Linked DNA regions of Homo sapiens: region 2 is linked to region 1. A link is an interaction called in ENCODE POLR2A ChIA-PET data of the cell type or tissue named here. Cell type or tissue: K562. All regions are shown on one strand. Links, peaks and the distances in the headings refer to the core of each region. The heading gives the core; the rest is flanking DNA.

Region 1 (15,710 bases), core at 3,946-11,945:
TCCCACCTCACCCTCCTGAATAGCCGGGACCACAGTCACATGCCACCATGCCAGGCTAATTTTTGTGTTCTTTGTAGAGACAGGATTTTGCCATGTTGCCCAGGCTGGTCTCAAACTCCTTAGCTCAAGCAATCCACCTGCCTCAGCCTCCCAAAGTGCTGCAATTACAGGTATGAGTCACCACACCCAGCCTTATCCTACATTTATAATCTTTTTAAATTGCTTTCAAAATATTATTGACTTTGTCTCTCAAATAATAACAAACATCTAAACTGTAGAGATTGTCTGCCATCATTCAGCAACTTGTAATGAAAACAAATTGCTCTAGAAATTAGAAGACATGAGTTCCAATCTAAACTCTGCTATGAGTTTAAGGCAGAGTAACCTTGAGGAGGTCACTAAGCATCTCTTGGCTGGAGTCCCCTCATCTGTAAACCAAGATGGAGCTACTTAATGGCTAAAATGTGCTTATTGGTTACCCTGTGTGAGATTCTGTTCTACAAGCTTTACATATATCCATTCACTTAATCCTTAGAATTTGATAAGGAGGTACTACTGTATAGAATAAACAAAGGGGCAGAAATGTGAAGTTACTTGTCCAAGGCAGGCTTGCAAGCAATGGAACCAGGATTTGGACCCAGGCAGTATGGTTCCTGAGTCCATGTTCCTAACCATTACATTAAACAGGCTCATAATGCATGCTGCATAATTCCAAGCAGCTCCAAAGTTCAGTAATACCACTTTTAAAATCACCTTCAGTATGCTCTTTATTATAAACATAAGGACCCAATAAATGTTTGCTAAAATAAGTCAACTACTTAATTTCAGGTTTGTTACCATGATGACCTGTCAGGTTGCCTAAGCATGGTGGACTAGATTTGACCGAGACCATTTTCACAGGTCACTAGTTGTATTAGTCCACTTTCATGCTGCTGATAAAGACATACCCAAGACTGGGCAATTTATAAAGAAAAAGAGGTTTCATGGACTCACAGTTCCATGTGGCTGGGAAGGCCTCGCAATCATGGTGGCAGGCGAAAGGCGCGTCTTACTTGGCAGAAGGCAAAAGGCATGTCTCACACGGTGGCAGACAAGAGAGGATGAAGTGAAAGGGGTTTCCCCTTACAAAACCATCAGATCTCATAAGACTTATTCACTACCACATGAACAGTATGAGAGAAACTGCCCCCATGATTCAATTATCTCCTACGAGGTCCCTCCTACAACATGTGGGAATTATGGGAGCTACAATTCTAGATGAGATTTGGGTGGGGACACAGCCAAACGATATCACCAGTGATGGATTCTAATCTGACGGACTTTCAAGCACTAACTTGGACATGAAATGCCTGTCTACATTTCATCCTATATTCAGAATTTAAGTTACTTATGGGTCAGCTTTTATCAAACACCATTTGTTTCTTGTAACGTAAGATGAAAAGATGTCCCCAGAATTTTTTCTACGGCAAGTCCTTTGAAAATGTATTACATGCTACTACTGATCATATAGTTGGTGCCAAAATAGGCAGTTCCAGCTGATGACACAACCCCAGAATATAAGAGGTAGCTTTTGCCAATAGGAGCAGAAGCAGTGACCTTAAAACATGAGCGTTAACCTGGGTATGGCAGATGCTGTCAATAAACCTCTCATATCCCCCTCTCCCCATGTAGAAGTCTTCAGAAAACAGTACCCACAAATACCAAAAGATTCTAACCTTAAGCACCTGTATCTCGCTACCCAGTGGCATGTTCAGCCCAAGCTTAGGAGAGACCAGAAATGCCAAAGAATTAATGTGCACAGGAGCAACCCCCAACCAATGAAGAATAAATAATCAACTTCCTTCTCCATCAACAGGCCAGTTCTGAGGCATGTTTCACCTGTTTTCTTAGAGGATACCAGAGGAATTGAGTCCTCATGCCCAGAGTGGTCATCAATATATCTGTTGTTGACTTCCCCCTTCTCTGTCTCACCATCTCATTCTTTCACCAGGCTTCCTCGGATTATTTCCCAAATAAATGACTTGCATTCAAATCATTATCTCAATTTTGGAATCCATCATTTTTAAGAAATTTAAACTAAGACACTGAACCTTCCATTCCATGTTTGTTCATTCTTATATCTCAGTTTTAGGAGCTGAGATCTTCAAATCAATGTGGCATCATACCCCCCATATCAGCCATCTAATAGTGCTTTGAGTTTGCCACTTGGGGAAGCCACCAATTATGCATGACAATGCTTTGCAAGATTGTATAAATATACATTGAACACACAGACACACACACACACACACGAAGCAAAATAATTTGGAGCAACACTTCCCAAAATACATTCCAAGGAACAGTAGTTTCCACAGAATTTTCAATAAATTTTACTTGAAAAACCATCCTAATGTCAAATAAATTTTAGAAATGATAAGTTACAGAATAGAGGGATGTTATATACACCATGATTCTGTTGCGCAAAGAAAAAACCACATCTATTTTCTATACCTGATCTCATCTTCTTTCAGGGCCTTCATTCCCACCAACAGGAAAAAATTAAACTTTCCATTTAAAAGTACCTCAGTGTTACCAATTTTGAAATGGTCTCTTTGGAGGTAAATATTTAGCTAAGTCAAAGTTCAAACTCCTGGCCGGGTGTGGCGGCTCACGCCTGTAATCCCAACACTTTGGGAGCCCCAGGCAGGCAGATCACTTAAGGCCAGAAGTTCAAGACCAGCCTGGCCAATATGGCGAAATCCTGTGTCTACTAAAAATACACACACACACCAAAAAGAGCCAGGCATGGTGGCACACACCTGTAATCCCAGCTACTTGGGAGGCTAAGGCACAAGAATCACTTGAACCTGGGAGGCAGAGGTTGCAGTGAGTCGAGATCACACCACTGCACTCCAACCTGGGTGACAGAGCGAGACTCTGTCTCAAACCAAAACAAAAAGTTGAAACTCCCTATCAGAACTTTTTCTCCCTTCTCAAACAGTGTCACCACCACCATCTCAAGGTGGCTTCTGTGCACAGAGTGAAGTACACACATATCCTCATGGCGGATGGAAGACAAGGAGGGCACTCTGCTCCACGTGCTGTCCTCTGAATGGCCCTCTATGCCCTTTGCTGAGGCAGACCCTCTGCCCAGCAGAATTACCGAGAGAGACTGTTAAGAATACAGATCCCCAACTCCTTTCTCTGGATGTTTTGATTCAGGGAAATTGGAGGGAAACCTAGGAATCTGTGTTTTTAACAAGTTTCCCAGAGGGTTTTGATGTAGCCAGGACATAAACTGGCATTTGTGAACCATTAGTATACCCCACCCTGTTTCCTACCAAGCTTTGAACTTCATTCTGTACTGTGAAATAGACTCATAACCCATTATCTCACATTAAGGTGTATATACACGGTTTAGTATTGTCATCATCTTTATTCATTTTGAGGCATACAGGGGGCAAAGAATATAAGGTATCCACAGTGAATCTTGGCACTGTTAGCAATTTGGCACTGATACTGCAATTTAAATACAGTAATCACAGAATTTTCAAAACAGAACTGAGGAGACAAAAGGAGAAATAGGATCATCTGGTATTAATTCTGGTTATTTCAATACCATTAAGAAGGAGGAGGTTCTAAGAAAAGCCACACAAAATCCCTGTGGGAAAGGAGGAGCAGTTTCATAAAGAAAGATAAAAAGATTTAAATATAATTTACTTTTACTAAAAAACACATCTAAAACCCTGAAAATTATATCTCATTTAAAAGCTGCTGATAAAAGAAATTTGCTAATATTTTTCTATAATTTTGTACCTTAAACGTTACATAAATTATTAGTTGTCTCTCTGGTATTTGTATAATAAAGGAGTTTATAATATCACACTTTTGAAGCATTTTTAAATTAAGTATCACATTTAATGAATAGAATTTTTTATATCACTTCAAGTTGATTTCAACTAAATTTCCACCCCCAAGAAATCCTTACATTTCAAATCCTATCAAGTGAAATTTAACCTTATAAAAATCTGATCCAAAATATTATGTCAGTCTATTTTTTCAAGAATAATCTTTTGTATCAATCAGAACATATTAAATTGGACTATGGTTACAAACAATCCCAAGATTTCAACAGCTTGACGCACCAAAGTTGTATTTCTTGCCCACATAAATGTCCAACATGGGTCAGCTGGGGGTTCTACTGACCCCAGTCTCTCAGGAGTCAGGTAGACACGGTTCCATCACAAGTGCTTCCAAGGTCTCCACAGCAGAGGGAAGGAAACATGGCAAATTGTGACAAATTTCTTCTCACATTTCATTGGTCAAAGTAAATCACATCATTACCCCTAATTTCAAAGGGTGGGAGAATACAGTCGTACCTCCTGCCATCTTGCAGGAGGAGAATTGGAGTACGCATGACCGGCCCTACTGACTACCACACTTGCCTTTGGTTTTCATTTCCTTTGGACCTTGGCACCATGTAATAATCCACACTGTTCCCGTCTGGGACTCATATTATCAATCCAACAAATTTATATTATCATATCACCAACAACAAACATTGAATTATTTTAGAACTATCATATTAAAGCAAAGTTTCCTTTCTTTTTCATAAAAGCAGTAAGTCTAGTACATCTAATTTAGGCAGAGTCAGGGTACTACATGTAAGTTTTTTTAAGAACAGAAGTTGGGTTCAGGCGCAGTGGCTCACGCCTGTAATCCCAACACTTTGGGAGGCCAAGGAGGGTGGATCACCTGAGGTCAGGAGTTCAAGATCAGCCTGGCCAACACGGTGAAACCCTGTCTCTACTAAAAATACAAAAATTAGCCGGGCATGGGAAGGGGTGCCTATAATCGCAGCTACTCGGGAGGTTGAGGCAGGAGAATCTCTTGAACCTGGGAGAAGGAGGTTGCAGTGAGCCGAGATCATGCCATTGCACTCCAGCCTGGGTGACAAGAGCTAAACTCCATCTCAAAAAAAAAAAAAGAGAAGTTGGTAGCCTGGCTGTGGCAGAGATGACTAGTTATTCACCAAAGACCGGCCCTCTGTCTCCACCCCATCCCCACCCCCACCATAGGTAGAGTCACTGCTGAACTGAAACAGGAGCTGTATTTCTCTGACCCCCATTCTCACAATAGTCAATGAAATGTTGATGGAAGCGGCATTTCCCATTGTTAGACCCAGCCCTAAACCTCCTGCACCATCCTCCACTCTCATCTTCTGGCCTGGTATTGATGCCTGAGGCTTTCTTGAAAGCCACGTGTTGAAGAAAGCAGAGCCCCTGTCATCCCAGTCTCCAAATGACTACATCACACAGACCTTCCACCAGTCTCCCTCCCTGCTGACAGTACATATAAACCTATTACAAAAAATAGTTTCATTTTTAAAGTTCACAAAAATAAACTTTTATTATGGTAAACTTTCATAGTGATGGGGTAGAAGAATAAATTGACAAAACACTTCAAAAGTGTGAATTTAAAGTTTCTGGCGCCTGGGCGCGGTGGCTCGTAGCTATAATCCCAGCTCTTTGGGAGGCTGAAGCGGGCAGCTCACTTGAGGTAAGGAGTTCGAGACCAGCTTGGCTAACATGGTGAAACCTTGTCTCTACTAAAAATACAAAAATTAGCCAGGCGTGGTGGCAGGCACCTGTAGTCCCAGCTACTTGGGAGTCTAAGATCTGAGAATCGCTTGAACCTGGGAGGAGGAGGTTGCAGTGAGCCAAGATGGCACCACTGCACTCCAACCTGGGCGACAGAACAAGACTCTGTCTCAAAAAAAAAAGAAAAGAAAAAGAAAAAAAATTTCTGGGGTTAGCCTTGACAATGACAAGTTCTAACAATGTAATCCCGTAGCTACCTATTAATCTCTCTTCATGTTATGTGCACCGTCTGATTAGAACAGAATTTCCTGGCGAGTGAAGGAAGAACTGCATCGTTATAGAACAGTTTGGAAAAGGCAACAGGGTAGGACTGCCAGTTTCTAGTTTTGTAAAACCCTTTACTTATCACTTCCACTCAACATAGAGACAAGATATAATCATGACATCAATGATTGTCTAATGGTGGAAGGCTATAATTCTAAGTGTCTCATGATAGAATTCATAACACGTGAAATTAGATGTAGGATAGTACTTAAATTTTATCATATTCATAAAGTTCTATTATGTATAGTATTTTCTTGGCAAACATAATGCTATGGGTTTGCCAAACCTATTTTCTTTTCCCTCTAGTCACATAGATAGGCTGTATTTCCCAGCCAATCCCATGGTTAGATGGGTCATGGTGACAGAGTTCTGGCCAACGGAAAATGGGCACAAAAATGTGAGCCATTCTCAGACCGAATGGAGAACTCAAGGCCCAAGGGAAAATCAGAACCACCAACTAGAAGGAGGCAGGTCCAGAATGAATGATTAGAACAGCTCCTCTCCATCCAACCTGCATGGGACTATAGGGTGAAAAAGAAATATGCCACTGAGATTTTGTTACAGCGATCAGCACAGTTAGCATAACATAATGAATATGTTAAGACTATTTCATTTGTCTCAGAGAACTATGTCAAAGATTAAAACTGGCAGGGGTGGGGGTGGAATGTTAAGTATACTTGAATAAAGCCATGATTTTAAAAAGAAAGCAGGGGGTCTTTAGAGATGTACTGCATCCCCTCACCTACTCCCACTTCCACCCTGTTCAATTTAGTTCTTCGTAATTATTTACCAATGTCTACAAATGAAGGCCATGTTTCTTGCCATGGCCTTCTCAGGAACACCATGGCTTGACCAGAGCCCACCCTCCTTGGGCCTCCTCTCCCATTCAAGGCTACTTAAGTGAATGAATTTCACTCTTCTGAACTTTGGCTGCCTTACACTATTCCCTCTCTGGAATGCTCTTTCCCCTCACCCCTGCCTAGCTGAATTGCGCTGTTCTCCCTGCCACTTCTACTGCGGCCTTTCTGCTGGAAGGCTCAGTTGGAAAGGGCAGCATCCTGCTGTGACTCCTGCAGCCCTTTCCCTGTACAGCCCGGAGGACACTTCTTACATGCCATGCTTTGTGATGATGACAGGTGCATATCTTCTCTGCCCTGCTAGGTTTCAAGTTCCATGCACACAGAAACTCCATGTGCCATTATATAAGATATTCAATAACAAATGCTTAATGAATGCATGAACACAATGCACTCATGGCATTCATTTATTGCATAAGTCAATGAATAATTGAATGGAATGCCACAACATCAGCTTGAATGGAAGACCCCTTTCCCTCCAAATGAGTCTGAATTACCCGTGGCCCCCAGCTAATATAAAGATGGAGCCACTATGCCAAGGGCAGAGCTTATGAGAGGCAAACCCAACAATTCCAAACTAGGCTCCACTTGAAACATCAAGGTTCACATGGAAAGGAGTCTGCAAGAATGTAGCAGGAAAAGGAGGGTGGGGTGGGCGAGGAACACTCTTAATTGTTTAAGAAAGTATGGCCAGGTACAGTGGCTTATGCCTGTAATCCCAGCACTTTGGGAGGCCAAGGCTGGAGGATTGCTTGAGGCCAGCAGTTCGAGACCAGCCTGGGCAACACAGCGAGACCCATTTCTATGACAAATTTAAAAATTAGCCAGGCATGGTGGTGCACCACCTCTAGTCCCAGCTACTTGGGAGGCTGAGGTGGGAGAAACTGCTTGAGCCAGGGAGATGGAGGCTTCAATAAGCCCTGTTTGCATCACTGCACTCTAGCCTGGGAGACACAGTGAGAACCTGTCTCCAAAAAAAAAAAAGAAAAGTATGAAAGTATGGAAAGTAGCTTAAATCTTCAGGTAAAATTAATTTTTGACATTCACATACAGAAAAGTGATCATTGAGTGCACAAGCTTTGTATGTGCCAAGCTTCATGAACTTCCACAAACTGATCATAAGCTAGGCCGGCACCGCATCAAGAAACTACCAGCAACCCAGAAGCTCCTCCCTTTCAGGTTGTACATACTATTTTAAAAGAAAAGGAGGCAAGAGGGGAGGAGGAGAGAATGAAAAAGGCTGGAGGAATGGAGACTGCCAAGGCATCTATTTGAAAAGAAAATGAGAACCGCTATGGCAGCAGAGGGGCACACCCGGGGGAACTCGAGCCCTCACTGAGACACACCCTGCAAGGCATTTCCCAATCTGCAGAAAATTCTCACTTGATTCAACAGACACACATGATGGGTAATTCCAGAAAATGCAGGCCAAGCTTTGAAGGCAAAAATATTCCTCCTAGGTATAGAGCAAGGCAGGTAGAGATCCCTTCCTGTCCCGCCCCAGGTCCCTGCAGGAGCTAGTGCCCGTGGCCCGCAAGGTCCTTGTCTACCCATCAGAGAAGAAAGCAGTACAGAGGCCACTGGAATAAAGTTGATTTTTGCTTGAAAAGAAGAAGAAGGAGGTGCAGGGCCGTGGCCTCACAGTGACCCGGCTCACCCTCCTGGGGACCAGAAAAGCACTTGGCTCCCGGCCAGCCCCAACACCCACTTCCCAGCCCAAGCCTGCTTTGCTCCTGTGACCTTTTTCTGAACCTGGAGAGGTGGGGCACCCTCTTGGCTTCCTTCCAGCTGGATGTGACTCCTGCCAGACTCAAAGCTGAGAACCCAGGGCTTTGGAAGGAACAATGTTCCCTAAGAAGGCCTGAGAAGCAGCTCCTATTATAATCTCCCTTCCAGCCTCAGGGCCAGGGATTTGAGAGCAGACTCCAACTAAGCTGGTCTACTCATTCTTCCTCTCTCCTAGGACCCTCTGCTATGCTCTTGAACAGGGAAAATCCTATGAAGGAAGGAAACAGATTTGGTTCGGAAACTACTCCCTTATTGCAATCAGCTTTGTCTCTGTCAGGATCATGGTGTGTGTGTGAGACGTGGATGAGACAGTTAGGTAGGTGACTAGATAGGTGCATAGGTAGGTAGATAAAATTCCTTAGCAGCAAGCAGGTAATTCTGAAGGCAGGGACTCAGGGATGGGTCTGGATATCCATTCCATGGGAGGATTTCTGGCTCACAGGACACGGTACCAACGGTCTTTGGTCTTATACTTCAGTCAATATTAGGAATGGAACAACAAAGAAAACTACTAAATTGGACCAAATAAGAGCTATAAAGGAGATGTTTCTAAAGGATTGTGGTTTCTTATAATGTCAAACTAGGTTCCCTCCTAAGTTCCACACCCTACAGACCATTTTCCTCCCAAGTTTCACATTGCAAGGTTTGAAGAGGAGGCAGATTGGAGAGTTTTACGTTACATGGTTACATGGAAGGGAGGGGCTGTCTGGGTTTTGGTTAGTCTGGGAGGCTTTGCGAATATCACTCAGTACTCCCATTGCTTCCTGTAAATACAAAGGAATCCAATGGCTTCCAAAAAGAGAGACTCTATACAAACTAACCATTCCACCAACATTTATCAAGGCCTTGGCTTTGTATGTGGCAAGCACTGTATTAAGCTCTGGGGAATACAGCGAGTCAATACAGAGCAGTCACTCAAAGAACCCAGTCGGGTAGAGGAGGCAGCCCAGTCACCAGCTGTCCTCACCCAGGAGAAGTGCTATGATGACTGCCACTTACCACCTGTGGCACCAAGGGCAAGCCACTCAACTTCTCTGTGCCTTGCTTTTAGCACCTGTAAGTGGAGACAATAGTAGTGCCTCTCCCCTTGGAAGGATGTGAGGATTAAATGAATGAATGTACTAAAGTTCTTAGATCAACGTAAGACTCAAAGAAAGTGCCATAAAAGAGTTTGTGAGCCAGGCACAGTGGTTCACGCCTGTAATCTCAACACTTTGGGAGGCCAAGGCAGGCAGATCACTTGAACCCAGGCGTTCCAGACCAGCCAGGGCAACATGGCAATATCTCATCTCTAGTAAATATACAAAAAATTAGCCGGGTATGGAGGCTCACACCTGTAGTTCCAGCTACTTGAGAGGCTGAGATGGGAGGATCACTTGAGCCCGGGAGGTCAAGCCTGCAGTGAGCTGAGATTGCACTACTGTACTCCAGCCTGAGCAACAGAGTGAGACCCTTCCCTAAAGAAGAGCTTCCACTTATTGGTGGTGATATTGTTATTGTGGTGGTTACTATTGGGAGAAAGCTTCCCTAACCCTATGCTTTCCTGACCAGAAAGCCCTCTCAGTGGAGGTTACTCACTCTGAATACCAATGAAGCAGGAGCTGGTCAAATGGCTGAGGGGATGAGAGAAGGGGGAGGGAGAGGAGAGAGAATGAGGGGAGGGAATAGGACATAGGGAGTGGCACACAGAGGCACAGAGGTGTGGTGGAACACAGAAGGTATGAAAGCAGAAATTGGTGGAATTCAATCATGGAAGGGAATTGGAAGAGGAGAATCTGGAAGAAAGAGTTAAGGATAGTTCATAAGGGATAAATCATAAAAGGTCTAAAGTATTATGCAGGCCAGGTGTGGTGGCTCACACCTGTAATCTCAGCACTTTTGGAGGCTGTGGCAGGTGGATAACTTGAGGTCAGAAGTTCAAGACCAGGCTGGCCAATGTGGTGAAACCCAGTCTATACTAAAAATACAAAAATTAGTTGGGCATGGTGGCGCATGCCTATAATCCCAGCTACTCGGGAGGCTGAGGCAGGAGAATCACTTGAACCTGGCAAGTGGAGGTTACAGTGAGTTGAGATCACACCACCGCACTCCAGCCTGGGAGACAGAGCTAGACTCTGTCTCAAAAATAAAAAATAAAATAAAAATAAAGTATCACGCAAAGATTTTGGATTTTTAAAAACCAATTTATAGAAAAATCTTTTCCAGAAATTTGTGAAGTGCTTACTACTATGTATTGTCAAAGTTTAACTAAACAAGGAAACAGAAAAATGTGCTCAATGGTCAGTTTCTGATACTAAGAATGGAGAACAAAGTGGAAGGTCCCATAGGGACCTAGATCTGGCTGTAGGTCCATGGAGTTGTGTTGACTGTGACTGATTTCCCATAGCTTCTTTTCTCAGAACCTGAAGTGGCTCCCCTCCACCCACATGGCATAATAATAGCCTACATTCCTAATGGCATCAAGACTGTGGTACAGTCTCCTACAATCCTCCCTAATCCCATTTGTCCTTACAGTCAGAGCCCTGACATTTGGTTCTGGTGTCCACCACTCTCTAGCCAGCCAGAACTCAGGGGACAAATTCTGATTAGCTTAAACCATTCACATAATTCTATCCCCTTTCCTATTGATTGGCTGAGGTATCAATGCGCCCTTGCCACAATTCTGGCCAGAGACATAAGGGGACCCAGAAGACCTTTGGGAAAGTCTTCCTCTCTCTGAAAAAGAAACACACAAGATGGCATGGACTCTTCTTCCTCTGTGTGTCGTGTTGGTGTTTGACACCTGGAATTCTGTACCTTCTAGAGTCATCTAACATAATATCTTACATAGTACGGTGAGATAAGTTTTTGTTCCATTGAAAACTGAAGATTTATAACAACTTCCTGTGAAATATGTAGGGTGGTTGTTATCATTTGGTAGATTAGGAAGCCAAAAGAAATGAAGGGGCATATATGAGGCCTAAAGAATGTGCAGAAATAAACCTAGGTCTCATGAATGTGTGTGTTTCTACAATACCAGGATGCTTCTCTTAAATCTTACCAAATACAGACCAAAAAATATCAGGCACAGCTTCATAAAGGTTTGCCTTTGTGCTCGGACAACAAAGCAAGGTATGAAGGTGAACTAAACTGTCAGATTAGATTAAAATGCCTTTTTGCATTTTTATCACAATGTATAAATCATCTGAAGCTGAGCTAAAAAAAAATATGACAAGATGATCATGTTTTTTCAAGATGAAAGATTCCCTCGAGTCTGAGTGACATAGCTACTCCAACAGTAAATAACCAATAACAGAGTTCCCAGCCAGTATGCCCAAAGCGGTGAGGTCCTTGGGGATGCACCCGTTGTCTCACGCTTTGAGGAGCTTCCTCAGTTCACCCCAGTGTGCCATACACATGTCACCACTATTTACATGTGGCAACACATGAAATACGTATGGGAAGCACACACTTGTCTGGCCATGTCTCTCCCTGTCTCTCACACTGCTATCTTTCTCAGACTCTCCATTTCAGTGAACTGATCTGTTCACTGTCCCACAGATGCCTTCTGGCTTGAGGACTTGCCCCTGTGATTCCTCTTGCCTTGAATCCTGGACCTTCCCCTGCACATTTAAAACAAAAATTTTCAAATCTCACCCAAAGTGAACTCCTCCAGTAAACTGTTGGCTTGCATAATGAAAGTTACATCACACAATTAAACCGCTTGGACTGCATATGCTAACGCATTGCACATGTTATTCTTTCCTCTGCATGTTCTGTCTCTCCAAGTAGACCATAAATAATCTCTCTGAAGGCTGTTGGAAAGAGCCTTCCTCAAAACAAATAATTTTTAATGTCTATTGATCACTGATACTTCCTACTGTGTTCTTATTTTCTAAACTGTTCTATCTTGTCATTGCTGTGACCACTGATATGATATAGAAGGTCAGAGCCTTTGATTGTGTTTTTTTTCCCAACCAAAATGATTTCTGTGTCCACAGATTCACAGAAGGGAAAAATATTATTAAAATGGGATATTAATGAGGACTGAAGGTCTTCTAAATATTCTGGGGATATAAAATATTCTTACTCGTAAAGGATGCCTCTACACGGAGGAAGTATCCACAGAGGAAGGAAATCTTTGCCATTACTTCTTACTGGGAACATTTACTACAGATAGTCAAATTTTAGTGGCTATATTAAGATTTGGGGAAGAGCAGGGTACTTTTAATCTCAAGCCACCAATAAACCTGACATATTTGCCAGTTTAGTCATAAAACAGAAAATCCTTTGCCTAATCAAACTTAGCTTAATAGTTCCTTCAGAAGCAGGCAGGGCCAAGAGGCTGAGTCTCGTGTTTCTGGAATAATGTGGCATGTGTGTGTGTATGTGCAGTGCCAGATTGGGACTTGGCCCCCTGGAAGTGACTGAGCCAGGACAGGGAAGGGATCTATTGAATGGTCTGGGGAACAGGGCTGGCCAAGCTCATGGTCCCTCTGAGGTCAGCCCTCCCACCCTCAAACCTCCTCCCACTCCACCCACCCCCAGGAACCCTCCCACACACTCTGGGTAAAACACAGCTTGGCAAGCTCTCACATCATGGCTTGGTGGCTACAGTGTGTTGATCTTCCCTCAGGACCAACCAAGAAAGCTAGCCTTGGTGCTTCTAAAGCTGCCAGCCTCCTAAGGGAGTATTCCTATATAGGAATATACTTTGAGAAGCTGATAAGACCCCTCTAAATATTTGGGAGGCAGCCTTTGAATTAAATTATTTGCCTGCTGATGTCAACTATTAGAGTGCTATTTAAAAGTTAAAACCCAAGAGGCATATGTAAAAGGAAATAAGTCAAATCAATCATTTATCTCAATATCAGAGTAATTCAGAGGAACTCTTAATTACATACCTCCAAGAGACTTGTGAGGTCAACTCCATTCTATCTGCTGCCCTTGAAGCTCAGCTGGAGTCCCTCAACACCCCGATTGGAGGATGAACTCTAGCATAGGGAATTCTGAGATGGAGGGAGGGGGCGCTGGTTCAGGATGCTTGGAGGTTCTAGAAAGAACTGAGGTCACCTGGAAGATACAACGCTACTCTAAAAATGATTCAGGATGGCTTTTCTATGCATTCTCTACTCCCATAGGAATCAGGGGCCACCTCCCAGGATGGAATCTGCCTGATGCTGTAACAGTGTTCAGCTCCCCAATTTCCCCATGATAACAGGCAACCTCCTTCTGTTTTGTCTACAGTTAATTAATCAGTCATTGCTGACAGTAAGGCTCCATCCTCAACACAGGATATTTTCTGAAGCATTAATTTTTGTTTCAATAGTTGATCCTTGTTTGGAATATAATGTGTTACAATGTAGTGGTACTTAGTATTAAAATCAAAATACCTTTTTATTCATCTTTCAATTTTAATACTTTTAGCATTTCAACCATTATTTGAAGGGTTACTTACTGCAGTATGTCACATTTATATACACACATGCACATGCTGCAGTGCTTTCAGTTTGAGCCAGTGATATTTTAGGCCCCAAATGCTCTGAAAAAATAGAGAAAGCTCTCACCAAGCTAAGGAAGTGAGCTTGCAGACCATGCCTTTAAAAATTTTCAGCTTGATAACTTAGTCCTCAAGATGACTAGGTTTCTCTTCCCCCACCCCTCAGTTAGCATGTGCGAACAAGGATTCTTTTGAATTCCCAGGAGGGGAATGAGTTTAATTTGACTGGTAAAAGTCTTCCTAATAGGATACCTAATACTGTGGCTCTTAGAACTAGCTACAAAGATATTTCATATGTTTATGTCTCATAATGGGTAATTTTGGTTTGGATTTATGTCATTTTGTCTCAGTATCACAATTTTTGAAAAATTAGTTCAAAGAGAAAAAAAAAAGAAAAGAAAAACCATGGTAAACATTGCTCAGTCTCATACTCCTACCCTCTCTATGCTAAAACAGGAAATGCATTTCTGACACTTTTAAAATGAGCAATCACACGTATAATCAACTTGGTTAAAACTTCCTTCCTGGTAACTGCAACACTTCCTCTGCATCTGGATATGAAGGGAGCCCCAGAAAAGCGGAAGAATTTAGACGCACACTGGGTAGGTTTGAATTTGTTTTGTTTTCAAAAATTAAACAAATGATCCTTCAGCATCATCGCCTCCGCTGCTTTATCAGGTATTGCTTCCTTCTATTTTTTGCTCTTTGTGGGGTCTGACTCGGAATAGTGGCACTTCCTTCTCGGCTAGATTATCTGAAACTGTTGTCGGTTCTTGAGATGATACTACCACCGAATGTCTGTGTTTCATTGTCTAGTCCAACCTGTATTGTGGATATCTACAACGTTCCGGCAATAGTTTTGCAGGTGCATCACATTTTTGTTTTTGTTTTGGGAGGAAAAGGGAGGGCACGGCAGCCAGGCTTCATATTCCTACAAGTGCATGCTTCAAGATTACTGTACTTACAGTGTTTCCAACATCTTCTCATAAAAGGGGAAAGCTTCATAGCCTCAACCATGAAGGAAACCAGTGAGTATTAGTCAGCCTGTTTTCCTCTGCATCTTATAAGATCGTTTGGTATCACTGAGGCAGAAGTTATTGCTGTGTATTTATATGCTGCCTAAATTTGGACATGTTTTATTTCAAGTTAGTGTCAATATCAATGTATCTTACAGTTCTCTTCTTTGTTAGTTATTCTATAATGTAGCAAAAGACCAAAATGAATGTTTTAAGCCACAAGAGACAGTTCTTTGGGACAGTTGGTTTCACTTACTAAGTATAACTTCATATTTTAAGAGAGGGAATATTGGTTTTAAAAGTTAAGCCAAGATTTGAACATAAGTTTGGATCAAATGAAATTTGTCTTTCTTATCTTCTTATCAAGCTCTCCTTTTTGGTATACATCAAATGCTCCACTATTTCTTAAGGAAATAATGTAGTTTTAAGTCTAACATTAGTTATTTAAGAGAGTAAACGATATTTTCTGAAACATTAATTTTTTGTTTCAATAATTGATTCGTTTAGAATATAATGTATTACAATGTAGTGATACTAAACATTGAAAGCAAAATACCTAATCTTTCAGTGTTAATACCTTTCAAATTTCAATTATTATTTGAAGGATTTCCTATTGCAGTATGTCCTATTTATACATAAGTGCTTTGTGAAGGGTAGGTACTTACTG
Region 2 (15,710 bases), core at 3,765-11,764, 280 kb after region 1:
TAATCTGCTTATCATGCAGCTCCTTTCATTTTAATTTCTTGACTACTATGTTTCAAGACCTGTTTAAAGTGTTGGAGGCCACAAAGATATTTAGAGATGGTTGTTGTCCTTTTGGAATTTATAGTTTAATGAGAGTACAAACACATCTGCAAAGCATGTTGGGAAAACATGATATATTGCTGTAATATGGTCAGGGCATGGTGAGAAGATGTCTGTCTCTTAGCTTACCCTAACAGTTCAGAAAGCTGGAAAGGTCACTGAGCTGTGCCCTCTGAAAATGAGGAGGGAATCACCAGGTGAGGAAAAGTACAGAATGTTATCACTAGAGCCTAAAGTGGCAACCATCCAGTGATGGATGGCCTCCATCTAGTGATGGGAGTGATGGAGCTAAGATGTGGATGCTTTATCAGGAAGGCCCATTCTTTCTCGAATGCTATGCTGTGGCACTGGACTGCCTTGTAGGCAGTGGGCACAGCTGAAGAGTTTTAGTCAGAGAATGTAACTATCAGATTTATCTAAGGTCACTTTGGTGGTAATGTCGAAGATGGAGTTAAAGAGGGGAGAAAAACAGGGGAAGCAGACAAGAACAAAAGAGTGAAGCCCAGTAAGAAAACGAGGTCATGATCTAGGGAAGAGAAATGGGCCTGAACTCCAGGGAAGGGGGAAAGGGACAGACAGAAAAGAATGGTTTCACAAAAAAGGGTTAACAGAACTTGGTACTTGGTGATTGATTTAGTTGGGGACTGAAGGAAAGAATCTAGGATGGCTCCCAGTGTCTAGCTGGAGTGACTGCGAAGTTGCCACCTTTTCCTGAAATGGGAAAACTTGAAGGAGGAAGGGGAAACTAATTAGTAATTAGCAAGAAGAATGATCTTGGCTTTGTGTCTACTATTTCATTTGAATTTCCCGAAGTCATTATTTAGCTTGAAAATCTTACACTTCCTAGACTTCAGAAAATTTTTCCTTAGAGAGCTGTATATTCATATGTTGAGCACAGCATTTATAATTATTAATCTCTTTGAAGATATTCTTTTCATGAATATTTTAATGCTCCACTCAGTAGGCCATTTTCCTCCTGAAATATTTCTAATTTGAGGCTAACTGAAATAATTTTCTTAGGCTATATGATAGGCTCTTTCATTAATGAAGAGTAAATTGTTATTTCTTAAGTGAGTCAGAGCCCTTTACTGAGCTCAGTCTTGAATTGGCATTCTGTAGGAGAATTAGATGTGGATTTCCTACAGTAGTTGTCAGTTATCATGATAAGCCTCTGCATATTAAATATTTCCTAAGTTCTTTTCACTCTGTGCATAATTATGGGGAAATTACATTTTGATTGACTAGAACAGACACCTGTCTGTATTTTATCAGGAATTGCCTTTTCATATATCCGTGTATGAATTCTTCAGTTTTATAATGTTTTCAAATGCAGCTAATTCCAACATCACAAAATAGTTACTATAGCAATTTATTTCATCTTTTTTCCCCATTTGACATTTAGAGTCAGAACTAATCAATAAAGCTGATGTTCACCCTCTACCTGCCTTAAAAAAGTCAATATATAAATAGCAAGCAAAACAATATATTAGTAAATCATTTAATCAACCTTTAGAATTTTGATTGGTGACCATATGTTGCCTGAGTTGATGAACTCATTTGGGTAGAATGGTCCCTGTGGGGCCAATTAGCACTACATCACGAAAGGGCTGTTTCACTGCTACCTTGGCTTCATCTTCAACCTTGGCTGCTGTTCCACAAAAAGATGCCAGAGCTCACACAGGGACCCAAGGAGGGGACGAAAACTGCTTCCTGCAAACCCATCACCATCATTCTTCCAAAAGTTTTTCTTAGCCTATATGAAGATGTAAAATTATGTTCTCAGTTTAATTAGAGTTTTTTTAGTTAATTAAAAAATATAAATCAGTATACATGTAAAATTGACAAACATTCAAAAAGAACAAAAGAGTAGTCAGTGAAAGGAAATCTCCTTTTCACCTTTGCCTCTCAGAAACCCAGTTTCTCAGGAACTATGTTCTTTTAGTACTATCTTGTATATTTTTGCAGGGTCATGCAATGCACATACAAATATATTCTTTTTCAAATTTTGGTGGCAGCAGAATAGACATACTGTTATGCCCTGTTTTTTTTTGTTGTTGTTGTTGTTTTTTGAGAGTCTCGCTCTGTTGCCCAGGTTGGAGTGTAGTGGCACGATCATGGCTCACTGCAACCTCCGCCTCCTGGGTTCAAGTGATTCTTGTACCTCAGCCTTCTGAGTAGCTGGGACTACAGGTGTGCACCACCATGGCCAGCTAATTTTTGTATTTTTAGTAGACATGGAGTTTGACTATGTTGGCCAGGCTGGTCTGGAATTCTTGGCCTCAAGTGATCTGCCTGCCTCAGCCTCCCAAAGTGCTGGGATTATAGGTGTGAGCTACCGTGCCTGGCCTGCCTTGTTCTTTTCAAATTTAACAATATATTAGTATTTATAGAGGTTCCATATTCTTTTTAAAAAATATTTTCATCAGCATTGTTTATACAAGTTTAAACTATTAGCTTTTATGTATTATAAAGCTAAATCATGATAACACATTAATGTTTTGCTGTTGCCACTATGTTATAATTGTACATATAACAGCAGATTCCAAGTAATCAAAACAATATTTAAAAAGAAGAACAAAGTTGCAGGATTCACATTTCCTAATTTTACAACTTACTGAAAAGCTATGGTAATCAAAACCATATACTGGGCTCGGGTAGACATATAGAACAATTGAATAGAATTGAGAATCTAAAAATAAACCTATATACTTATGGCCAATTGATTTTCCCACAAGAGTGTTAAGACCATTCAATAGAAAAAGAATAGTTTCTTCAACAAATAGTGCTGAATCCCTGGATATCCACACACAAAACAACAAAGCTAGACTCCTTTGCATATACAAGAATTAATTCAGAAGGGATCAAAAGCCAAAGATATAAGAGCTTAAACCATAAAACTCTTGGAAGAAAACATAGGAGTAAGTCTTTATGGTCTTAGATTTAGCATTGGACTCTTAGACACCAAAAGCATAAGCAGAAAAGAAAAAAGATAAATAGGACTTCACACAGATGTAACATTTTTGTACATCAAAGGACATTATTTTAAAAAGTGAAGACAGTCTGCAGAAGATAAAATTATTTGCCAATCATATATCTGATAAAGATCTAGTATCCAAAATATATAAATAACACAACTCAACAATAAAAAGACAAAAATTCCAATTTAGAAATGGGCAAAGTGCTTGAATATACAAATGACTGGCAATCAAAAAATTTTCAACGTGGTTAGTCGTTAGAGAAATACAAATCAAAACTACAATGAAATACCACTTCATCCCCACCGGGGTAGTTACAATTTTAAAAAAGGAAAATAAAGTGATTAATTTTATGTTATGTGAATTTCACCTCAACAAATTTGTAGTTCCCTCTCACCACTCCTTTTCAACATAGTGCTGAAAGTCCTGGCTAATGCAATAAGACAAGAAAGTGTAGTAAAATGTATTGAGAAGGAAGAAATATACCTGTCTTTGTTCACAGATGACATGATTATCTAAGTAGAAAATGGGAAAGGCTTCCAGAGCTAGTAAGTGATTATAACAAGGTTGCAGGATACAAGGTTAATATACAAAAGTTAATCACTTTCCTTTATATCAGCAGTGAACAAGTGGAATTTGAAATTAAAAATACAATACCATTTATATTAACATCCCCCCAAAATGAAATATTTAGATGTAAATCTAACAAAAATATGTATAAGATCAATGTGAGGAAAACTATCAAATTATGAAGGAAATCAGGGAAGAATTTAATAAATGAAGAGATTTCCATGTTCATGGATAGGAAGACCCACTATTGTCAAGATGTCAGTTTTTCCCAAGTTGATCTGTAGATTCAATGCAGTCCCAACAAACGGATCCTAAAGTTTGGAGAGGCAAAAGACCTAGGAGAGCTAACACAATATTGAAGGAAAAGAACAAAGTTAAAGTACTAATACTAACTGACTTCAAGACTTAGTATAAAGTGACAATAATCAAGACAGTATAGTATTGGCAAAAGAATGTACAAATTAATCAGTGGAACAGAACAGAGAACCCGGTAACAGCCCCACTTAAATGCAGTTAACTGATCTTTGACAGAAGAGAAAAGGTAACACAATGAAGTAAAGATGGTCTTTTCAACAAATGGTGCTGGAAAAACTAGATATCTGAAAAATGAATCTAGAAATGGACATTTTATTTTTCACAAAAATTAACTCAAAATAGATCACAGATATAAATGTAAAACACAAAACTGTAAAATTCCTAGGCGATAACATGGGAGAAAATCTAGATGACCTTGGATTTGGTGATAACTTTTTAGATGTAACACCAAAGGCACATCCATGAAAGAATTGATAAGCTGGACTTCATTAAAATTAAAAATTTCTTTGCTGCAAAAGACACTGTGAGCAGAATGAAAAGACAGGCTCAGACTGGGAGGAAATATTTGCAAAAGACACAGCTGATAAAGGACTGTTATCCAAAATATACAAAGAACTCAACAGTAGTAAACCATCAGATTAAAAAATTGGACCAAAGATGTTAACAGACACCTCACTGAAGAAGATATACAAATGGCACACAAGCATATGAAAAGATGCTCCACATCACATGTCATCAGGGAAATGCAACTTAAAACAGCAATGAGATAGTACTACACATCTATTAGAATGGCCAAAATTTGAAACACTGACAACACCAAATGCTGGTGAACATAGGTGGTTCAACAACTCATTGCTGATGAGAATGCAAAATGCAAAATGGTACAGCCACTTTAGAAGATTGTTTAGTGGTGTCTTTTACAACTAAACATACTCTTACCATCCTCTCCAGTAGTCATGCTCCTTGGTATTTACCCAAAGGAGTTGAAAACTTAGGTCCACACAGAAACCTGTACACAGGTATTTGTAGCAGCTTTATTCAAAATTGCCAAAACTTGGAAGCAACCAAGATGTTGTTCAGTATGTGAATGGATAAATAAACTGGTACATCTAGACAGTGGACAAAATGAGTGATCTAGTTATGAAAAGACATGGAAGACATGGAAGAACCTTAAATGCATAATACTAAGTGAAAGAAGCCAATGTGGAAAGGCTATGTGCTGCATGATTCCAACTATTTAACGTTCTGGAAAAGGCAAAATTATTTGCAAGGCAGCCCTTGTCACCGCTAGACAGCTCTCATTCCTAGGCAGGTCTTTATATTCTGCCAAAACCTCCATGAAACTTCCACCCAACAGTCCCAGTTATGGCCTCTAGAACTACTGATGTCATGGTTTGAACAGAAGATAACTGGTGTATTCTCATATAGGTCTTTTCTGTCACCTAAACGCCTTGTTTCCTGAAATTCCCTCATTGCAGGTTTTCACATTTCTTGATTACCCTTCTTTGAGTGTTCTCTCGCTGCCAGTGACTCCTTTGAAAGACAGATGTCTGAAAATCCCTACATGCCTACAACAGCAGAGCTTTTTGGTGAATGGATATATGACAGCTTATTTATCCAGTGCCCTGTTGATAAACTGTTAGTTTGTTTCCAGTCTTCTGCTATTGTGATGCAAAGAAAAATGGTGATGCATTTTATAAATATCTATATAGTAACTTCCTAGAAAAGGAACAGTGAGGTGGAAGATCATGCATATCTAAAATTTTATTAAATTTTGACAAATGGCTTTTTTAGAGTTTGTTCCATTTTACCTTCTCACCGGAAGTCTGTGTGAGAATGCCTCTTTTCCCACACGGTCTCCAACACAGTGTGATATTCTAACATTTGTATCTTTTTGAATCTGGCGAGTGAAAAGTGGCATCTCATTTCGATTTTAATTTGGATTTCTCTTCATTTTCAGAGAAGTTGAGTAACTTTTCATGTTTTTAAGAATCCTCCTTTCTCTTTTCTGGAAGCTTTGCAGATCTTTTATCTTTAGTGTTCTAAAAATACATTATTTCATCCTAGTGTGGGGATTTATGGTCATTGACTGTGCTGGGCACTTGAGTGTGCCCTTTTGGTCTGAAAACCTGTGTTTTCAGACCAAAATTTTCTTTGGGTCTAGAAAATTCATCCTGTATTGTTTATATTTCCTCCTTTTTGTTTTCTCTTTTACTGTCTCTGGCACTCCTTTCTTTTCATCTCTTTATTGACTTTTTTTGAGGTGTTTGGTTTTAATTTTTTTAACTCTTTTATTTACCTTTAAAAAAATTGTAATGGTGGATACATGTCTTTACACATTTGTCAAACCCATAGAATGTACAACACCAATAGCAAACCCTAATATAAACTATGGACTTTGAATGATAATAATGTCAGTATAGATTCAGCAGTTGTAACAAATATGCCACTCCAGTGGAGGATGTTTATCTTGGGGGAGTCTGTGTCATGTGTTGGGGTAGAGGATATGTGGAGTATGTCTATACTTTCTGATTAATGTTCCTATGAGCTTAAAACTGCTCTAAAAAATTCTATTTTATTTTTTATTTTTGAGACAGAGTCTCATTCTGTTGCCCAGGCTGGAGTGCAGTGTAACAGTCATGGCTCACTGCAGCCTCAACCTCCCAGGCTCAAGCAATCCTCCAATCTTGGCCTCTCCTGAGTAGCTGAGACTACTCATTTTTTTGAGACAGAGTCTCACTCTGTTGCCAGGCTGGAGTGCAGTGGTGTGATCATGGCTCACTGCAGCCTCAACCTCCCAGGCTCAAGCAATCCTCCAATCTCAGCCTCTCCTGAGTAGCTGAGACTACTCATTTTTTTTGAGACAGAGTCTCACTCTGTTGCCCAGGCTGGAGCGCAGTGGTGCGATCATGGCTCACTGAAGCCTCAACCTCCCAGGCTCAAGCAGTCCTCCGACCTCGGCCTCCTGAGTAGCTGAGACGACAAGTGTGCACCACCATGCCCAGCTTATTTTTTTTGGTAGAGACGGGGTTTTGCCATGTTGCCCAGGCTGGTCTCACACTCCTGGGCTGAAGCAATCTGCCTGCCTTGGCCTCCCAAAGTGCTGGGATTACAGCCATGAGCCACTGAACCCTGCCAAAAAAAATCTATTTTAAAGAAAAAAAAATGACAATCATATTTTTAATTTCCAAGCCACCCATTTTTCTCTGATTTGCTCTTTTCCTAACATCCTATTTTTTTTTGGTCTCATGGATATAATATCATCTTAAATGTCTCTGCAAAAGCTCTCTACAGTTCCTGAAATATCTATCTCATGTGTTGTCATTTTGCTGTTTATCTTAGTCTTGTAGGCTACCAGGGGAGCAACATAAAGCTGATTTAGAGCTCTGAGTAAGTAGGGCAGGCCTGTCAACCAGTGCACTGTTTAGCTTGAGCTGACAGGGAGCCAGCTGTTACATTGGGGAACCCCTAAGTCCTACCAAATGAAGGTTTTTGTTCTAGGGCACCAGTGTTCACAGTATCTGTTCTAGTTCTAATTTGTTTAGTTTCTCTCGAATCTTTTGTCTGGGAGGAGTTGAGGGTCCACATTTGGCTGCTAGGCATTCTGTATTAGGGTAGAGGGATTTTGAAGGAAGGTGTCAACTAATCTCTGCAGGACTTTAAATCAGTCCGCTTGTCTTTAGCTTTGTGTCTCAGTCCCATGCTGGCAGAACCAGATGTTACCCACTTTGGACCCTCTTGGTGCTCTGCAAGGCATGTTGGCCCCTCCACACTGCAGTCTCACCTGTGCGACTTGGGGCAGCTCTCTCTGCCACTTGTTACTTACCTTCGCCCTGAAACTCTCTCATCCATCAGTTGTCCCTTCCTGTACTCTATACTATTGTAGATTCATATCTTCATATGCCTTGTAACATTTTCATGCGGTCTCAAAAGGGAGAGAATCACATGTGATCTGTTATCCTCTTTATTCAGAATATCTTGTTTCTTCAACCTGTGTTTTCCACTTGCATCTTTTTTCCCCTTTGAATCTATCTTCAACTCTTTAGTTTATGTATAATAGTAATTGATTTTGGCATGGGCAGTTAGCATTATACCTTCTGTATGCCCATAAGGAGTGACCTGACCAAGGGCTCAGAGCTAATAAGTAGCAGAACAAATAACCCTCTAAATCTTTAGACTTTTCCATTGTATTGTATTATTTCCTCATATCCATTTATTCTGTCTTTTCAAAGTTCTTTGAATTATTCCTGTATTTGTTCTGATTAAAGATTTCTTTCACCTCCTAGTTTATTCTCATCAGTTTGAAGTTTATCCTTGAGCCTTGTCAATCACACTTTGACAGAATAAAAATTTTACATAGTTTAATTAGTTGTTGAATAGTATTTTTGATGTTTCTGACAAATCTGCCCTAGTGAGCTCAGTGGATGCAGCTTGAAGCCAACCTTAATGACAGTGAATAGTGACAGAATATTTGCCACAGTCATTTTTGTTTTACTTTGTTGTTTTTCTTTTTTGTTCTGTTTTGATTTTGGTGCTAAACCAAAAAGAAGATTGGAATCAGGATCTAAATTCACCAAGTATTTAGGTTATCTGTACACAAATTTTAGTGATGACTAATATAAGGAAGTTTTTAAAAATGGGTATCTTTAAAAGAAATTTGAAATAATTCCTTACTAACCTGATCCTTTTTAGTTGCTAAGATTATATTTCACAAGGTATATGGTGGTTTGGTGGTTAAATTTTCATTTTAAAGTGGTGATAGTTGCAAATATTCTAAAATAGACTAATTATAATTACTTTCATTCAAATACTGAATGTGAGAGTATATAATCATCTTATTTGTATGTGGTAAGAAAGACTACTATGTATTTTTCTGACAACATTTAGTGGTAGTTATGATTATTTCCATTTCTTTGGACTTGTTCACAGAAATATAACTGTGGTTACTTAAGAAAACATGTTCTAGATAAACATAAAGATTATATCCCATCTTTTTTAAAAATAGGAGCAGATGTCTCAAGTATTAGATGCCATGTTTGAAAAATTGGTCAAAGATGGGGAGCATGTAATTGATCAAGGTGACGATGGTGACAACTTTTATGTAATTGATAGGTAAGTTTTGCCCAACCTTACTATTGAAATTGAAAGAACCTTTTGTGTAAAATCTCAACCATTATTACGGCAACTGACAGGTTAATATAGGATAGTTGTTATTGCCGCTACTCTTATTATTACATAATAGGCACTGTAAACCTGTTGTGAGTACATGCAGTGAAACCACAGTGGATCATGAAAAGAGACATAGTTTATAGAGGAACTAATGACTTTTGGTTAGTCTAATCTGTAAATGTCAGTCATTTAACATGAGCATCTTCATTTGCTGAATTCTAATTGAGAGATATTATGTAGTAGTATTAGTATGTACTAGATGCCTGTTACAGTGAGAACAGCAGTATAATATAACATCTGAGATATTAATTCACAGTAGACCTCAATTGGTATTTCTTAAAAGGTTCTTTTTTTATAAACTGTGTAAAACATGCTCATGGTTTAAAAAATTCAAAATTGGCGGAGTGTGGCGGCTCAGGCCTGCAATCTCAGCACTTTGGGAAGCCGAGGCCAGTGGATCACTTGAGGTCAGGAGTTCAAGACCAGCCTGACCAACATGGTGAAACCCCGTCTCTACTAAATACAAAAAAAATTAGCCAGGTGTGGTGGTGCACACCTGTAATCCCAGCTACTTGGGAGGCTGAGACACGAGAATTGCTTGAACCCGGCAGGTGGAGGTTGCAGTGAGCCGATACTGCACCATTTGCACTACAACCTGGGCAACAAGAGTGAAACTCTGTCTCAAATAATAATAACAATAAATAAATAAAAATAGGAAATGCAAATATTTCACAGGGGCATAAGGTGAAAAGTCTTTCTTCCTACTGCTTTAACATCATCCAGTCCACATAAGTAAGTAGTTTGTGCATCCTTCCAAGAATTGTATATTATTATATTTGTCTTAAAAAAACTCTATAATTATTTAAAGAAGTCTTGCATTTATGTTGAAAATCTGTTTTCAGGAAATTTAAGTTGTGCTTTACCTCATCATAGAACAATATGCCTTATGCAATAGATGAATCCTGAAATCTAACAGCAGAGCAGCCTGAGCTGAGTCCTTATTTCTTCACTTTTGTAAAACAATGATAAGTGTTCATGAGACAATTGGCATCCCTGACCCCTCCCCTTGTGTGTGGAACGCAGGTCCTCTCCCAGCCTGACTTACTGGGTTACGTTTGCTCTCTGGGCTGGGTTGTGTTCACCTCAGAGGTCTTGGTGAAAATGACCTCTTTGGTCTCCTGAAGCCTCATTTCGTTATTTTGGCTCTGTGGGTGGTATCTTTCATGCGTCAGTCGAGCATGCTGTTTAAATCAAGAGTTGTCACTGATTCTCCCATTCCCTCATCCCAAATTCCTGGTGACCTGTGGCTGAAGCACTAGCCAGGATTTTAGAATAGAATAAACCAGTTATCTATATGTGAATCAAAGTAATGATTTTTATATCATTAATAGCTATCATCACTGAAACACCTCAGAAATGCACCTAAGTGTGTTTAATTGTAGAGGTGTATGAGAAGCCCTAACCCTCTATGATCTTAACCATTTAGTGGGGATTTTTGACTTTCAAAACTGCCTTACATTTGTATATAGTGTATTCCCTTTTCAGTTAGATCCTAGTCACCCATTTGGTAGATGAGAACATGCAGGCCCACAGAAGTGACAGCACTTGGTTCAGATCACCCAAATGACTGGCGTAGAGCCAACTCCACAGCCAGGTCTCCTGCCCTGTTCATGTTCTTTCTGGAGGTTCTTGCCTGCCGGAGGCCTTGTATTATCAGAGAAGAAGTCTGTGTGAAAAAAACAGCCCAAGATTTTTTGTTTGTTTTTTTTTTTTAAACAGTCTTGCTCTGTTGCCCAGGCTGGAGTGCAGTGGTGCGATCTCGACCCACTGCAACCTCTGCCTCCCAGTTTCAAGCGATTCTCCTGCCTCAGCCTGCGGAGTAGCTGGGACTACAGGTACCCGCCACCACACCCAGCTAATTTTTGTATTTTCAGTAGAGACAAGGTATCACCATGTTGGTCGGGCTGGTCTCGAACTCCTGCCTTCAGGTAATCCGCCTGCCTTGGCTTCCCAAAGTGGTGGGTTTACAGGTGTAAGTCAGTGTGCCTGGCCTAGCCTGCGGTATTTTAACAGATTTTAGACTGATGTGATTTCAACTGGACTGATAGCTCATTTTACTTCTCCTCGGCACATTTGGCTTTGTTTTACCCTATTCAAAGTAGCCGAGTGTAGAGAACAGTTTCAGCGCAAAAGTATAAATAGTGTAAATCGAAGAGTTTAATCTGTACAGCATTGCTAGTCTGAAAATCTGAAATTCTCCAAACTCCAAAGCATTTTGAGCATCAACATGATGGCACAAGTGGAAATTCCACACCTGACCTCATGTGATGGTTTACAGTCAAAATGCAGGCACACAACAGCTTATTCAGCATCCCCGAAGGGGTTAGTGTACGAGGTACAGTAACTTTAATCAGAATATAGCATTGTAGGTGGAGACTGCAAGCCTGCCATTGTTTGTGGTTGCTCTTGTTTGGCAGCTGGTGCAGGTATTCTGGGGATGCTACTATGCTGCTTAGTTGCCCCAAACACATTAGTTTTTACTGTGTTAATGGTATGTCTTATTTTTTACTGTTAAGTACTTATGTGTGAATACAAGTAAAAAATGATGGCTTATTGGTAGCATATAAATTCAGAGTCAGGAATGATGGTAATGCTGAACAACCACAGATTGTCCACATGGGTGGTTGAGATAATGACACCTTTGCTTTCTGGTGGTTCAATGTACACAAATTTGGTTTCATGTACAAAATTACTCAAAATATTAAATAAAATTATATTGAGGCTGTGTGTATAAGGTATATATGAAACATAAACTGATTTTGTATTTAGACTTGGGTCTCATTCCCAAGATACCTCATTCTATATATGCAAATATTCTAAAATCTGAAAATATCTAAAATCTATAACACTTCTGGTCCCAAGAATTTTGGATGAGGGAAACTAACCCTGTACTTGAAAAATGATTATCCATGGGACAAATTCTAGTAGTTTCCCTTGAAACAGTCATTCTATCCGTGAATGACATTGAAAACCAATTCTTTTCTTATTTATTTATTTATTTATTTATTTATTTATTTATTTATTTATTTTTGAGGCGGAGTCTTGCTCTTGTTGCCCAGGCTGGAGTGCAGTGGCGCAATCTCAGCTCACTGCACCCACTGTCCTCCTGGGTTCAGGTGATTCTTCTTCCTCAACCTCCCGAGTAGCTGGGATTACAGGTGACTGCCACCACGCCTGGCTAATTTTTTTGTATTTTTAGTAGAGACGGGGTTTCACCATGTTGGCCAGGCTGGTCTCAAACTCCTGACCTTGTGATCTGCCCACCTTGGCCTCCTAAAGTTCTGGGATTACAGGCGTGAACCACTGTGCCTGGCCATGAAAGCCAATTATTTTCTTCTGTCTATCATGTTTCTGCTGTTATTGCTTCTTTATTATTAATAATCCTTTTCTTTCTTTTTTGGAGGGGCAGGGAGAGTGTCTCACTTTCTTGCCTAGGCTCGAGTGCAGTGGTGCAGTCACAGCTCACTGCAGCCTTGAACTCCTGGGCCCAAGCGATCCTCTTGCCTCAGCCTTCCAAGTAGCTAGGAGTACAGGCATGTGCCACCATACTTGACTAATTTTTTGGTTTTTTGTAGAGACAGAGTCTTGCTATGTTGCCCAGGCTGGTCTTGAACTCCTGGATTCAAATCCTCCCACCTTGGCCTCCCAAAACATTGGAATTACAGGCATGAGGTACCAGGCCTGGCCCATAATAATTTTCTAATGTTAAAAGCCACTTTTTTTTTTTTTTTTTTTTTTTTTTTAGCAGCACGTCCCCACTCTTTGTCTGTGTTAGGGTTTAGTCAACAGAATAAAGCCAAAGAATTTTTTCTATCTGCCCTCACAGGTGCAAGCCTTGAAAGCATGTTCTCTGATAAAATACAGTATGCGGAAAGTCAGTCATCCACACAAAGAATGCAGTTTACGTGAATATAGGGTCTGGGTAATAGGAAGTGCAGTGACATGCAAACTGAACCTTATTTGCCTAGAAAAAGAACCCCAGTTAAAAGATAAGCACCAAAAAACTATAAAAAGACCAGAGTTAGATATCTAGTCTGAATTTCTACTTTTTAACTTTAGAATGGGGGTTGATCTAAAGTAAAGGGCCAGAGAGTAAATATTTTTGGCTTTGCAGGCCAATATGTTCTCTGTTGTAACTACTCAACTCTGCAGTTGTAGCATAAAACCAGCCATAGATAACACATAAACAAACAAGAGTGTTTATATTGCAGTGAAACTTTATTTACAAAAGCAGATAGCCAGTTTGTGGGCTATAGTTTGCCAACGTCTGCTATAGATTATAAAGGACCCTAGTAAGTTTTGTAGAGTAGTGGCTAACCAAATTGCTATAGCTAGATTCTTTTTAAAAAGTTATTTTCTTCTGATCACAAAAGTAATAATATGTTCATGTTACAAACAGAAACTCTTAAATTAGATAGCGAATATGCCTAGAATCCCTCACTATTCTTATGCTTTTAGATAACTACAGTCAGTGATTTGATAAATGTTTCTTCAGATGATTTTCTTTCTTTTTTTAAGGTTAATTTTTTATAGAGATGGGATCTTGCTATGTTGCCCAGGCTGGTCTTGAACTCCTAGGCTCAAGTGATCCTCTTACCTTGGACTTCCAAATTGCTGGAATTACAGATGTAAGTAAGCCACCACACCCAGCCTCTTCAGATGATTTTTTTTTTTTTTTTTTTTTTTGAGTTGGAGTTTTGCTCTTGTCACCCAGGCTGGAGTGCAGTGGCACAATCTCGGCTCACTGCAACCTCCGTCTCCCAGGTTCAAGTGATTCTCCTGCCTCAGCCTCCCGAGTAGCTGAGATTATGGGATCCCGCCATCACACCCGGCTAATATTTTGTATTTTTAATAGAGACAGGGTTTCACCATGTTGGCCAGGCTGGTCTCAAACTCCTAACCTCAGGTGATCCACCCGCCTCAGCCTCCCAAAGTGCTGTGATTACAGGTGTGAGACCCGGCCTCTCCAGATGGTTTTTTATGCATATACTATTTGGTTGTAGTCTTTAGTTATAGTTTTATCATTCCTTATTCCAAATTTTTATTGTTTAGTCCCATTTTTCCCAGCAGGCACATGGTCTGGAACAGATGGCACAGATTGATTCCCCTTTATTGTCATCGGAGGGGATAACAGGCTGGAAATAAGATTTTTATTTCACAGGGCTCTTTTCTGAAATAATGTTTTATTTTAATGATATTTTATTTGAATTAACCTCCAATCTACATATGTCCAACAGAGGCACATTTGATATTTATGTGAAATGTGATGGTGTTGGAAGATGTGTTGGTAACTATGATAATCGTGGGAGTTTCGGCGAACTGGCCTTAATGTACAATACACCCAGAGCAGCTACAATCACTGCTACCTCTCCTGGTGCTCTGTGGGGTTTGGTGAGTAAAATACTTATTTGACCTGAATGTTATGATTTGTAGCAATTGCTATGACGGTGTTACAAATTGCCGCATGTAGTATTTTAATTTAAAGATCATCAGTCATCAGGTAATTTATTAAGCAGCCACTGAATGCTGAACTGTAGGGCACTAAGACTTCACTAAGTCAGATCCTGATGTCATTGCCCCCACTCCTCCAGTCCAGTCAGGAGCTTGGGACCTGGTGGCCCAGGAAAGACACTCAGATTCAGAATGCTCCTGTCTTACCCACTCTTAGAAAATAACCAGCCATACAAACACAGCCTTAAGTACTTTTTCTCAGATAGCTTTCTGAGGTAAGTATTATAATCTGATAAAGTTGTGGCTCCCAGAGTGTGGTCCCCTGAACACTGGCAGCTGTATCACTTGGGAACTTTTTAGAAATGCCCATTCTGGGGCCCCACCCACTGATTCTGACCTACTGCATCAGAAATTCGGAGTTTGAGAAACCAGTATAAAAGGATGCTCTTGGTGCTATAAATTGATTGGTAACTACTCTGCATTTAAAAGCAGTTGTGTAGGGAAAAAATGCTTGGTGGCTGTGCTCATGTGCCCCACATCAGAATTACCTGGAGTATTTTTTTAAAATCCTCTTACCTAGCCACGAGGTCAGGAGATCGAGACCACGGTGAAACCCCGTCTCTACTAAAAATACAAAAAATTAGCCGGGCACGGTCGTGGGTGCCTGTAGTCCCAGCTACTCAGGAGGCTGAGGCAGGAGAATGGCATGAACCCGGGAGGCGGAGCTTGCAGTGAAGCTGAGATTGCACCACTGCACTCCAGCCTGGGCGACAGAGCGAGACTCTGTCTCAAAAAAAATCCTCTTACCTAGACCTCACCATGGGCAAATTGATCAGAATCTTCAGCACTGGGACCTGAGCATTAGTACTTTTAAATACATTTCTTAATGTGGTATTCCCGCAAGACTTAAAAGCTGGTTTAAAGATACATTCGGGCAATATTTTCACATATGATAGGATGCAAATTATTAGGCACTACTAAAGCTCCTTCTGGAGGATTGTATTTAAGGTAGTGATTCTCAAACTTTAATATGCTTACAAATCACCTGGGAATCCAGTTAAAATGCAGATT

What was found. Peaks named below come from ENCODE experiments on the same cell type or tissue, not always from the same donor. Only the 100,000 strongest peaks of a DNase experiment are listed, where the experiment ranks them.
Region 2: POLR2A ChIA-PET joins it to region 1 with 5 read pairs; 5 of 35 experiments call an interaction of 5 or more read pairs at or near these places.

Annotation. Positions count from the first base shown.
Region 1 is chr7:106,850,722-106,866,431 of GRCh38, forward strand. It overlaps PIK3CG (phosphatidylinositol-4,5-bisphosphate 3-kinase catalytic subunit gamma), which reads left to right and starts at 14,561. Exons shown (of 11, transcript NM_001282426.2): 1 at 14,561-14,705. RefSeq lists a silencer at 11,843-12,137 and an enhancer at 14,633-14,732. In K562, for the core only: no CTCF peak of the experiment used is centred there; DNase peaks (open chromatin) are centred at 8,470 and 9,260.
Region 2 is chr7:107,131,883-107,147,592 of GRCh38, forward strand. PRKAR2B (protein kinase cAMP-dependent type II regulatory subunit beta) reads left to right here. Exons shown (of 11, transcript NM_002736.3): 5 at 8,965-9,071; 6 at 14,426-14,579. Among named protein-coding and RNA genes, the nearest start is that of HBP1, 29 kb to the right of the region's middle. In K562, for the core only: no CTCF peak of the experiment used is centred there; no DNase peak of the experiment used is centred there.